Regions from separate parts of the Homo sapiens genome. Here region 2 is linked to region 1. A link is a contact called in ENCODE Hi-C or POLR2A ChIA-PET data. All regions are on one chromosome and are shown on one strand. The core of a region is the stretch at or near the end of the contact, and the rest is flanking DNA. Distances in the headings are between cores, read along the strand shown.

Region 1 (5,404 bases), core at 2,533-5,032:
CAAAGCAAGGATCTTCCTCAAAATTAAACTATATTTTCATGATCAGTAAACCATACCTTCCACCTGATTTTGAGGATTGCTATAAGCAAACTAAATTACTTTCCATCCTTTTATTTTTTTGGGGTAAATACCAAAGACCACAGCATGAAAGGAAATACACATGGAATGCAAGTTTCACATGCCTGGTTTTAGTTAAATTTCCTTTTTTTTAAAGAACTGTCTTGTTGTGGAATAAATCATTTTTGACGTTAGCTGTAGAAATTAGATTGAGAAATAATGTTAAGCATGACATTTTCTCAATTATGTTATATCAAGAAGGGAGTTAATAACAGAATAGAAAAACAATAAATCGGATATGAGACCATGTTTTATACTTTTTCAAATGCCAAACAAACTGACCTGCACCAGGTTATCCAGGTCATAAAAGTAATCAAGTGATCAGGTTAAGTTCTGGTAACAATATTAAATTTCACAGGCTGGTTGTATCTTGCATTTGATTATTTCAAGGAAAATGCCAAGTAGAAATTATCCTTTCATTTCTTGATGAAACATTATTAAAATCCATTATTAAAAAATGAAGAGAGTGTTCTTAGGTAAAGATGACTGGCCATTATCTTGTAATAACTAACTGCATAATTGTCCAACAGTAAATGCTAGCGCTTTATCCACAAATGTTTTTCCCATTTCCTTTATCCCTTTGAAATAGAACATTGAAGAATAAAGAGTCTGTTCCTCCTTCCTTGATATACTCCAATGATTGTAAAGAAGGGTACTTGTAGTTTTATATTATGTTTGGCACTAGTCTAAGTATTGTAGGTGATTAAAAAAACTCCTATAAATTATGTTTTCTACCTTTAAAAGAATGTGCAAGTCAAGCAAATAACACATATAAACAAGACACCTGCTGAACAACTTAGCATAATAAAATTCAGTGCTAAGTGAAAAGCTATATAATGTTATACTAGTTCATAGAAGAGAGGGATTCATAAGTGCAGAAAGAGTCTGTAAGTCTGTTTTGAGATCTGGGCTAGAGTAGTGTTTCTCAAAGTGTTGTCCAAGACTAGCAGTCTCAGCACCTTCTGTAAACTTATTAGAAATGCAGATTCCAGGGGTTGCCCCAGACCTACCATATCAGGAACTCTGGGTTGGGGTCCACAATCTGCAGTTTAACAAACCTTCCGGGTGATTCAGATGAAGTTAAATTTTGAGAATCACTGCTATAGATAATAAAGAATGTGATATTTTATTCAGTTAATATGTTAAGTGTCTAATATAAAGTAAGAAGAACATAATAAGTTAAATCCTCAAATAATTGTGGAACTTCATTATTGATGAACCTTGCTGATGGCTACTTACGTTTTTAAAACTCCTGATAATTAAAATAAAATGATATTAGGTCAATGGACAGATAGAAAAAAGTAGAGATTTTATAAATCAAAGTAGTCATGATTTTATAAATCAAAGTAGTCATCTAATCATGTATTTTGCCATTACTTTTAATGGCAAAAACTGCAATTACTTTTGCACCAACCTAATAATTTCAAATTAATTGTTTCTACTATTTGGCAAGTGCCTTACCCTCTTTATTTTAAATACAGAAAATTTAACCACAGATTGTTTTATAAGTCACATATGACAGTACCTGGAAGTAGGAGAAGTTAAATGATCTAATGACTTATAGCAGGGCTGGTTCTCAAATGGCTGCATTAGAATCACCTGGAAGAATTATTAACACAGATTGCTGGCCCCCACCCAGAGATTCTGGCTTAATATGCTGCAGTATGGCCTGAAATTTTATATTCTGAAGAAGTTCCCATGTTAAATGAAGAAGTTGATCTTGCCTGGTCTGAGGACCATATTTGAGAACTACTAATAGGAGAGATTCCTTCTGACTATTGATATGAGTGTTAAGTTCAGATAAAATATTGCATTATTTCTTCATAGTATTAGGATCTAACATATCCCTTGTCTTGAATTTTTCAGGCTTTTTAAACTAGCTTTCAAACTAAGTGGATCCAACATTTTTTCCTCCAATATTTTTATATGCTTTTCTGTAGAGCTATTGGATTAGCAGTAACTTCTCTCCCTCTAATTTGGTTAATTTTCAGGAAAGCATTAATCTTTGCTCCTTCTATTCTCAACTAGTGTTTATAAATAAAACTGGTATAGATGAAATATTTGGCTTTAGTTGGCATTTCACAGTTCTAATAAAATGCAGGAATTCATACAAGTGGGAGAACTGTTGTTTATGTAATGTGATATGGTTGAATTTTTTTCTAAGTACTGATTATGTTTGCCAAATTTTAGAGGTGCTTCTGTGCTTTATTTTCTATAATTTTGGGAAATTCATTAGAATATGAAATTATGGATGACAGTGTTATAATATGCTTCAGTGCATTGCATTCTTAGACTCTTTCTCCCTTAAACTTATTTCAACTCAGGTATTTGAGACATTTACGGGAAAAAATGCTTTTATTTTACCTCCTATCTTGCTTTCATCTAGGATAAAATGTTCTTTCTGGTATGAAACAAGTGTGGCAAATTGCTTGCAGAGAACTTTGCTTGTTGTGATGCAGCATTTTGCTGGACAGAAACAAATGCATGGCTCATAATGACTGTTAGATTTCAAAAAGTCTGGGGTGTGTACATGTGTGTATATGTGTCAACAGGCTCTTCCTTGCTATCCTTTATTTTGCTCAGATAGTTTAATAGTTGTACTAATCTGCAGATATTATACATTTTAGGATTATATTCAGCTAATATTTATTGTTTTAGTAGAAGAAGTGTCAGATACATTTGTATTCACTAGCAATTGATTCATTTAGGAAAAAAATTTAGCTTCCAAAACGTAGATGTAAAATAAGATGCTTAACCTGAGCATAGTAATGTAAAGGTATATATCACTAAAAGCAATTATAATTTAACAGCTACCTAAAATATGCATTATAGATGTTTATTTTAAATACGTATATACTAAAGTGCCAGATAATTTCAACTAATAACCTATAAATAACTCCATTCCTAATGAAAGTTTTGTTTTTACTTTAAAATGTAACTCTTTGAAGGCAAGGTCAAATTAGGTCCAACATAGTGATCAATTTTAAAATAAAAATGAAAAAGTATATATGAATAGGACTGATATAGAATATTGGTCACATTTACCTTGGAAGTAAGATGGTCTATTCTCATAAGAATGACTATACAGTACCACAGTTATTTAATAACTTAATTATCTGCCATTATGTACACATTTTTGTTGTTTATATAGTCACTTTATGAATTTCTGAAAAAGTTATTTGATGTCAGGAAAAGTTAATATCAGTAGTCCAGAAGTAATTTTAATTTTTCTGTTTGTATTTAATGTTCTTTAATATGTAATGTTATATATTGTTATTTTGGTAAGCAGACCTCAAAACTGAATTCTCTATTTCTTTTTGTCAAATCATTAAAAGGGAGAAGCAGGATCCCCTGGTGCTCCGGGGCAGGATGGAACACGGGGAGAGCCTGTGAGTACCTTCTCATTTCAGTTCTAAAAGATGAAGTTCTTTTCCTGTTACGAAATCCTTTTTGGTTATTTAAATTCTTCTCTCAGATGCCCTATTATTTGTTCAGTGACTTCCAGATTTTAGATGTTGTAGAAGCTGCTTGTGAAACACCATAAAATATTGAAATGTTGAATCCTCTTTTAGAAACCAGGAAGAATTTTGCAAACAGTGTGAGTCACAAACCACAAGCACTCATGCCCAAAGAAATGCATGGTTAACACAAACATCATGGTCTGTTGCTGAGCCTTCAGTCGATGTCACTTTACCACTCATCTATTGTTTCATAGTATACTCTTTGGGATCTTGTGTTCAATAAAAATCAGGGGTAGAGAAACATGACTAAGAAAGTACTGAATCTGAATCCTAGATATCTACATTTTTAGCACATGTCCCAGGTGATTCTGAACTTCAGGTGAGTTTTAAAAATATAGTTTGCCCCCACATTTTATTCCTACAACTCGTGGCCAACATTTAAATACCAGCAGATCTTATTTTATTCATCAAAGGTACCTACCCTCAAGAAATTTGAAATTTGCCTTGTGCGGAGCTAGGTTAAGAACTGAAGTAATAGCTGAGGTGTATTTGTATCACATTTATCACAAAGTGTTCAGTTGAGATTTCAGAATTTAAATATTGTACATAAGAGGGAGAGAGGTATCACCAAAGCTTCTTAAATAGGGTAGAGGGATTAAACTACTCTGAAAGTTACTTAATAAAATTTTCGTTGAATTTCATCTTGTGTATGATTATGTACTGGGCCAAGTTCTATATAATGCTATTACCTTCCAGAAGCTTATAATTTAATTTGGAAGACTGAAAAAAATGATGCAAATAATTACCAACTCTTTATATTATGTGCCAAATATGAATCTCATATGGAGTCAGAAAGCCAGGGTTTGGAGATGACTACTGCTACATTTCAGCAGTATGAGCTTGGAGAAGTCACTTCACATCCCTGAATATTTTTCTCTAAGTGTGAATAGTGTAGATGCTTATAGTGCTTACTTCATAGGGTTGTTGTGAAGCTTACGTAGGAAATTTTTAAAAATTGTAAAAACATTGCACAAATGCATGGGGCTATTCTAAGTGCTGAAAGAGTATAGGAAGGTAATCCTGTTATTGAGGTGCTTGAAAAAATTTTACCAAGGGTTTGTGCCAGATTTGTTCATGAAAGGATGACTGGGAATCAAAGGAAGACAGGAAAGAGAGAACTCATCTGAATGAAGACACATATGTGAGATGGTTAAAGGTGTGCCCAGGAAATAATGAAATGATCTTAATGAGGTCCTGAATCTGCAGAGAAGGGTCTCTGTTGCGTGTTAGAAAGTAAAGGTAGAAACTTGGCTAGGGCCATAAAATGGAGAACCTTGACTGCAAGTTTGAAAAGTAAACCTTATTCATTTGTCATTGAAGTTTTGTGAGAAAAAAAGAGAACATAGTAAAAAGAACTGTTTTAGAGGCAGTGTATGAGCTCCTGGTGTGTGTGGAATGATTGGAAAGGAGAAGAAACTGGAAACAGGGTGCTAGTTAGCAGGCTCTTTTGACAGACCAGGCATGAAGTAGAAGGCCTCGACTAGGGTATTAATAAGCATGGAGTGGGTTCAATAGGGTAGCATGAGCTCAACATATGTGAGCCATAATTGCTGTTATTTAAGAAAAATTATGAGACTTGGTAACTGGATATAAGACTGGGTGTGATTATTTGTTTATGTTATTGTTTCAGAATATAAAGTAGGTGTGTGTGTGTATGTGGGTGTGCGTGTATGAGGGAAAGAGCATAAGAAACACAAAGAGAGGTGAGAGAAGGAAAGGTTAATGGGAAGAAAAGAAGGAAAAAGAGGAAGAGGGAAATAAGAGAT
Region 2 (5,741 bases), core at 1,383-3,882, 150 kb before region 1:
TCTTCTTGTCCTTCTTTTCAATTAAAGGAGTTGTCTTAAAGGAACCCTATGAATATTTCCCTAAGTATGTATGTGCCACATGGCATATTTTGGAAATGGGGATGATGAAATCAAGCAACGATTGTGCAGACATGTTTTAAAAAATTGTGAATTCACTTAGGACAAGAATAGTTCTCTAGAGAGCCATGACAAAATTTAGAGGAATATTTTACAGTTCAGTTAAAACCAGTGCATTTTATTTCTTATTTTTAATAACATCTTTATTGACCTACAATTCATGCATCATAAAATTTACCCACTAAAAGGGTACAAATCAGTGTTTTAAAACTGATATATAATTCACATACTGTAAAATTGACCATTCTAAAGTCAACAATTCAGTAGTTTTTAGTATATTCAAAATCGTCACTATCAGCACGAACTCCAGAGCATTTTTATCACCCCAAAGCAAACCCCATTCCCATTAACACTCACTCCCATTTCTTCCTTCTACCAGCACTTCATGTATTATAGGTATGGATTTACTACGTACTTCAAGTAGTTATGGATTTGCTTATTCTGAACATTTTATATTGACAGAATCATACAATAAGTGTTTTTTTGTGTGTGTGACTGGCTTCTTTTAGCTAACATGCTCAGGTTCAACCATGATTTAGCATGTAGTGTTTCATTCCTTTTTATGTCAGAATAATATTCCATTGTAGCGATATAACACTTTTCTTATCCATTCATCCGCTGATAGACATTTGGGTTGTTACTGCCTTTGGCTTTATGAGTAACATTCCTATGAATATTCATATAGAAGTGTTGATGTGGATATATGTTTTTGATTTTCTTGGCTATCTACTGAAGAATGAATTTGTCAGGTTATAAGTTAACTCTACATTGAACATTTTAGAGAATGGCAAACTGTTTTCCAAAGTGGCTTAATCATTTTTACAAGCCCACTAGGAATATATGAGTGTTCCAATTTCTCCATATCCTCCCTAACACTTATTGTTTTTCTTATTTTAGCCATCCTAGTGGTATAAAGTGTATCTGCTTGTGGTTTTAATTTTCATTTCCCCAATGGCTAATTATGTTTAGCATTCATTCATGTTCTCATTGGCCATTAGTAGATCTTCTTTGGAGAAACGTCTAAATACTTTGTGCATTTTAAAACTGTCTTTTTACTCTTGAGTTGTAAGATTTTTGTATATCTGGACACAAGAATCTAATTGTATAGATGGTATGCAAATATTTTCTTAGTATGTGGGCTGTTTACTTTCTAGATAGTGTGATTTGAAGCACAACATTTTAAATTTTGATGGAGTCTAACTTATTTTTTCTTGAATTGCTTGTGCTTTTGGTGTCATATCTAAGAAGATGTTACCAAATCCAAAGCAATGTTCTCCTATCATATTTTTGTAACAGTAGAATCTAACATGAATGAATAAGGAAATTCAGGAAATGATCATTTGAAGATGTTTGTATCACACCTGAATTAAGTGAGATTTAGTTATTGAAGAAGGCATTTCTTTGTGAACCTGTTCCCACAGGGAGAAATTAATTCACACATTCATTTAGCCAATATTTATTGAGCACCTTGTATATTCCAGGTATTGTTCTAGGCTCAGGGGACACAGCTGGGAACAAGACCAATTTCCTGCCCTCATAGAGCATACCTTGAGTTGGATAGGAAACACACACAAGCAATGAAGATATGAAAACCTTCAGATAGCAATAAGTGATCTGTTGAAACCAAAGTGGGGTTGGGCATTCCATTTGGATGGGATGTACAGGAAGGACTCACTCTCAAAGTGTCTCAAAGTGTCACAAAGAGTGGATAATTTGATGAACAGAAGCAAGCAACTATGATAAGGTCTGGGACAGAGTTTTGGAGGCAGAAGAAATGCCAAGTGAGATGAGAACACACTGGTGTGTATAAGAAAGGGCAAACAGGTCTTGTGTGTGTTGGGGTAGGAGGGGTGCACACGGGTGAGAAAAGAAGAGTTGCAGATAATAGGGAAAGCATATGAATGTTAAATAACTTTCTGGCTGCTCTGTGAAGAATGCACTCAAAGGGGCAGAGCAGACAGCATCTTTATCTTGTCATAAGGCTGTCACCTTATTCCGAGGCTTCCTTTGTAATTGCTAAACCCTTAAAGGTCACTGCCTACTTGACTATTTGAAAGTGAACTTCCCTCAGGTTTTGGAGCAGCTGTTACTTTTGGTTGAAAGCAAGGAACATCAGTCCGCTGCAACGTACCTTGGCGCCCCAGAGGGGGGTTCTTCTTGGGCAAGGGAGGCAGGCCTCCTTCGATCAGTGCAGGCGATGCTCTGGTGTTGCCCAAGTCTTTGCCTCCTTTAGTGCTTGCCCTTTCAACTGAGTTGCCTTTCCTGCTTTCCTGGCAGTCCCTTATTTTGCCTCTCTCCTCGCGCTTCCCTGGTCCTCCTTCACCCTCGTTTTCAATCCTCAATCGTGCATTTTCTGATGCTAGCAGGATTTGAACTGAGTGTTTCCACCAGGGCGACACTAGCAGTTCGCCCTTCAAGATCCAGATCCAAAATCCACCCTCTGGTCTTCGGCCAAGGAAAGGGGGCGGGTGGGGAGCGCGAACCTTATCTCCCGGGCTCCGCCTCCAGGGGGCTGAGAGCGAGTTTCTGAGCCTCTGAGCTCTGCACTGGCCGCTGCAGGGAGAACGGACTCCGGGCGGAGGGCAGCCAATCCGTTTCAGCGCAGGTCTTGCTCGGGTTGGGCTTGCCACTGCCTGGAACATACCTGTCCCCCTGGCGCAACACTCAGCTGGCTGCGACGGCAACCCCGAGCCTGGACACTGCGCCAGGTAAGGAGACACCTCCTACTCCCCTCTCGCTGCCAGAATGACATCTCGGGGGGCCTCAGGGCTGGCTCTCCAGGGGCTGCAATTTGGCATTTTGGGTTTCCTGGGGGTGCAGTCTTCTCCCTGCGCCAAAGCAGTTGGTGAACTGTTCGGTGAATTCCGCGCCCAGCTGGAGGCTGAGATGTCAGGATTTGTCTTGCAAAGTTACTTCATGTTAATGAATCTTGGGAGGTTCTCTGGGTGCAGATTCCTGCCTTGGAGTGTTTGGCTTCTGAGTACGATAACGTGCGTTGATTTACTCCCCTGAGCTCAACCCCACCCTCAGCTTTTAGCTTCTTGGAAGGGTCTCCAGCGTCCACACGTGGCGCTGAGCGCGCAGAGCTGTGGGTCTGGGGCTGTGTTGAGTGGGCCAGAGGTTCTTTACGGCTGCTGCATTATGGACTCACTCCGGGACCTTTAAAAAAATCGATGCTTGAGCAGCACCCCAGACCAATTACTCAGAATCTCTGGGGGTGGGACTTTGAGCATTAACATATTTAAAACTTTTGTCAGGTGATTCCAAAGTGCAGTCGAATATAGAAAGCAGCGAACTACAGCAGTGATTCGCTGTGTGGCATCTGGCCCGCAGCAGCAAGCACCTGGTAACTTTGAGAAATACAAACAAAATCTAGGGCTCTAGCTCCGCCCTAGACCCACTGAACCTAAAACCCTGAGGCTGGTGCCCAGAAACCTGTGTTTTAATGAGCCCTCCAGGTAATGCTAGTGCTTGCTCAAGTTTGAAAACTGTTGGGTTGGACCTTACTTAATCAGAGAAGACACCTGCAAATTTCCCTTCACCAAGGGAGGAGGCAACAGACCACTTTTCAGAAGAACCTTAGTTATTTATTAGTAGAGTTTTGCCCATATTGAAAAAAAAAAAGCATACTGGGGACTTTGAAAGATCTTATAAAGGGGAGACTTAAGCATCATCGAATAATTTTTAAGCAGTAGAATTTGTATACTTGCTTTAGGAGAGAATAGGAATTTTTCCTTTTCTAAAAGTTGAAATGAAGCCAAGGAAGAAATATACATGAGTCTTCCAGCTGTAATAACAGGAATCTTTGACCCCTGATGAAATGTTCCTGGATCATCACTGTCATCAGTGCAGGTTACAGCATTCATATGCGTATTTTGTCTTTTCCTAAAGTAGTTGAGGGTTTAAGGGATTCATGCCAATTCTCTTTAGTGAAAGGGAATTCAGTGTTGCAGGCCTCTGGATTATTGAAGTGGACCATTTTTTTTTTCTTTTTATAGATATCTGAGATTTCAAAATTTTGGCTAAAATAGTTCCAGCTGTTTCTAAGCCATTAGTTCAAAAATAGAATGACTTTGCAAATGGGCTTAAATGGATTAGAAATCTGACACTGGATAAGAAAATCTAGAATAGGCATGACTCCAATCCCAGCACATGCGTGCTGCAATGAACACAGGGCTAACTGTACCAAGACTTCCTGTACAGAGAACATTTATTTTCCAAACTGCTTTTTTTCTGTGCCAATTTGTGACTGAGGTATATAAACTTGTTAAGGGTTAGGTACTAAGCTTGTATTTAGAGAATCTGGGGGAAATTTAGATAGTGGTTAGGAACAGGAACTTTGGTCTGAGGCAGACCTGGGTTCAAGACCTGCTCTTCTGCTTCTCTGTGCTCTTGGATAGTTGCATAGCTTCTCCGAGCCTCATTTTCCTTATCTGTGAAATGTGGGGCGTACTAGTACACTTACCTCATAATTCACATTGTTGTCAGAGTTAAATAATGCTTCTAAAGTGCCTAGCATAGTAAGTTAAATATTTGTTAGCTCAAAATACAAACTCATGTATACACACCATCAAACAACATAATCCTCAACCACCTTAAAAGAAGATCTATGTTGATACATGATTAGATTTTTATTTAAATACCAACTGCACTCTTAGAAGGTGACTATATGGACATCCTCAAATTATCCTTATAATTTGATTACATACTTTATATGGAACTTTCTGGAAAAAGTTTTAGATTAGCTTCAAATCAATAGCCTAGGTTTTTTTAAGTCACTGTGGTGAAGGATTTCACCTTCTGGTAGCCTTTATAATGTATTAACATTCATATTTAAATAGCCGTAAAATCTGGTTCTTCAGAATACTTTTCTTTGTAAAAGAAAATCCAAATGAGAGAGCATCTAAAAGTGAGATGGTGTAGTCTCCAGGAAAGCTAGTTTAGAAGTACTATCTGGTGTTTCTTAGGTTCTTAACAGAGTGAATAAAGGAAACCCTATCCAGTTACATCATGATTTGTTCAAGAAAATATAAGAGGAAGCAAAATGAGGACACAGAGCAAGGACAAGCCTAAACTGGCAAAAAGAGTAGGTGAGGTAATGAGTCCTTTTCTTCCTTAGCTGCAATAATTTCAAAATGCTTCAAGTCACACACACATGCATACAATCAATTCCTTTCACATTATTTGATTGGAACTGATCTCTATTATCCTCTTAGGACCAAGTAGATCTAGTGAAAATATTTATGGTATTAATGCCAAAAAAGATGCCAAATGATTCTGTACTTTGAAATTAATTTCCATTCTCTTTTATTTTAGCGATAAGTTGAATAGTGTATTACTGAGAATGCCTTTTATGACTCATCTGGCATCTTTAAATGCAAGAGGTTGTAACCTGCTAATTACCAATCATATATGACTTCTATAAGACTAAACATAAAGCAAGTTCCGGCATCTAAGCACTTTAGTAAGTCCTCCATTCAAGAAATCAGATCTTCATTAGGATACTTTAAAAATTATAATTTAATGTTATTAAAATGATTAGAATTAGAATTTAATGTTATTAAACTAAATGTAATTCCAATTTATTATAAATAGGGTTTTCTATTTGACTCACTGTGGAAAGA

Evidence for each region. Hi-C counts contacts between places; a loop is a spot of excess contacts on that map. ChIA-PET counts read pairs that join two places held with the same protein, here RNA polymerase II (POLR2A). Pooled maps may share reads with other maps.
Region 2: a map of PC-9 shows a loop between it and region 1 (2.2-fold over the local background). The contact joins the promoter of COL21A1 here to the enhancer-like site in region 1. A Hi-C loop is called at or near these places in 8 of 168 maps with a recorded cell type or tissue (A673, PC-9, aorta and 4 more) and 4 of 50 pooled maps. POLR2A ChIA-PET finds 5 or more read pairs at or near these places in 2 of 52 experiments (H1 and MCF 10A).

What each region holds. Positions count from the first base shown.
Region 1 is chr6:56,099,574-56,104,977 of GRCh38, reverse strand. It overlaps COL21A1 (collagen type XXI alpha 1 chain), which reads left to right. Exons shown (of 30, transcript NM_030820.4): 17 at 3,453-3,506. Among named protein-coding and RNA genes, the nearest start is that of COL21A1, 150 kb to the left of the region's middle. Within about 2 kb of position 3,782, at least 5 of the 41 ENCODE cell types and tissues checked have a DNase peak (open chromatin) inside an H3K27ac peak, as active enhancers do; they include A673, PC-9 and ascending aorta, where a contact is called at or near this core.
Region 2 is chr6:56,244,471-56,250,211 of GRCh38, reverse strand. COL21A1 (collagen type XXI alpha 1 chain) reads left to right here and starts at 2,632. Exons shown (of 30, transcript NM_030820.4): 1 at 2,632-2,825. RefSeq lists enhancers at 2,732-3,231, 3,232-3,733.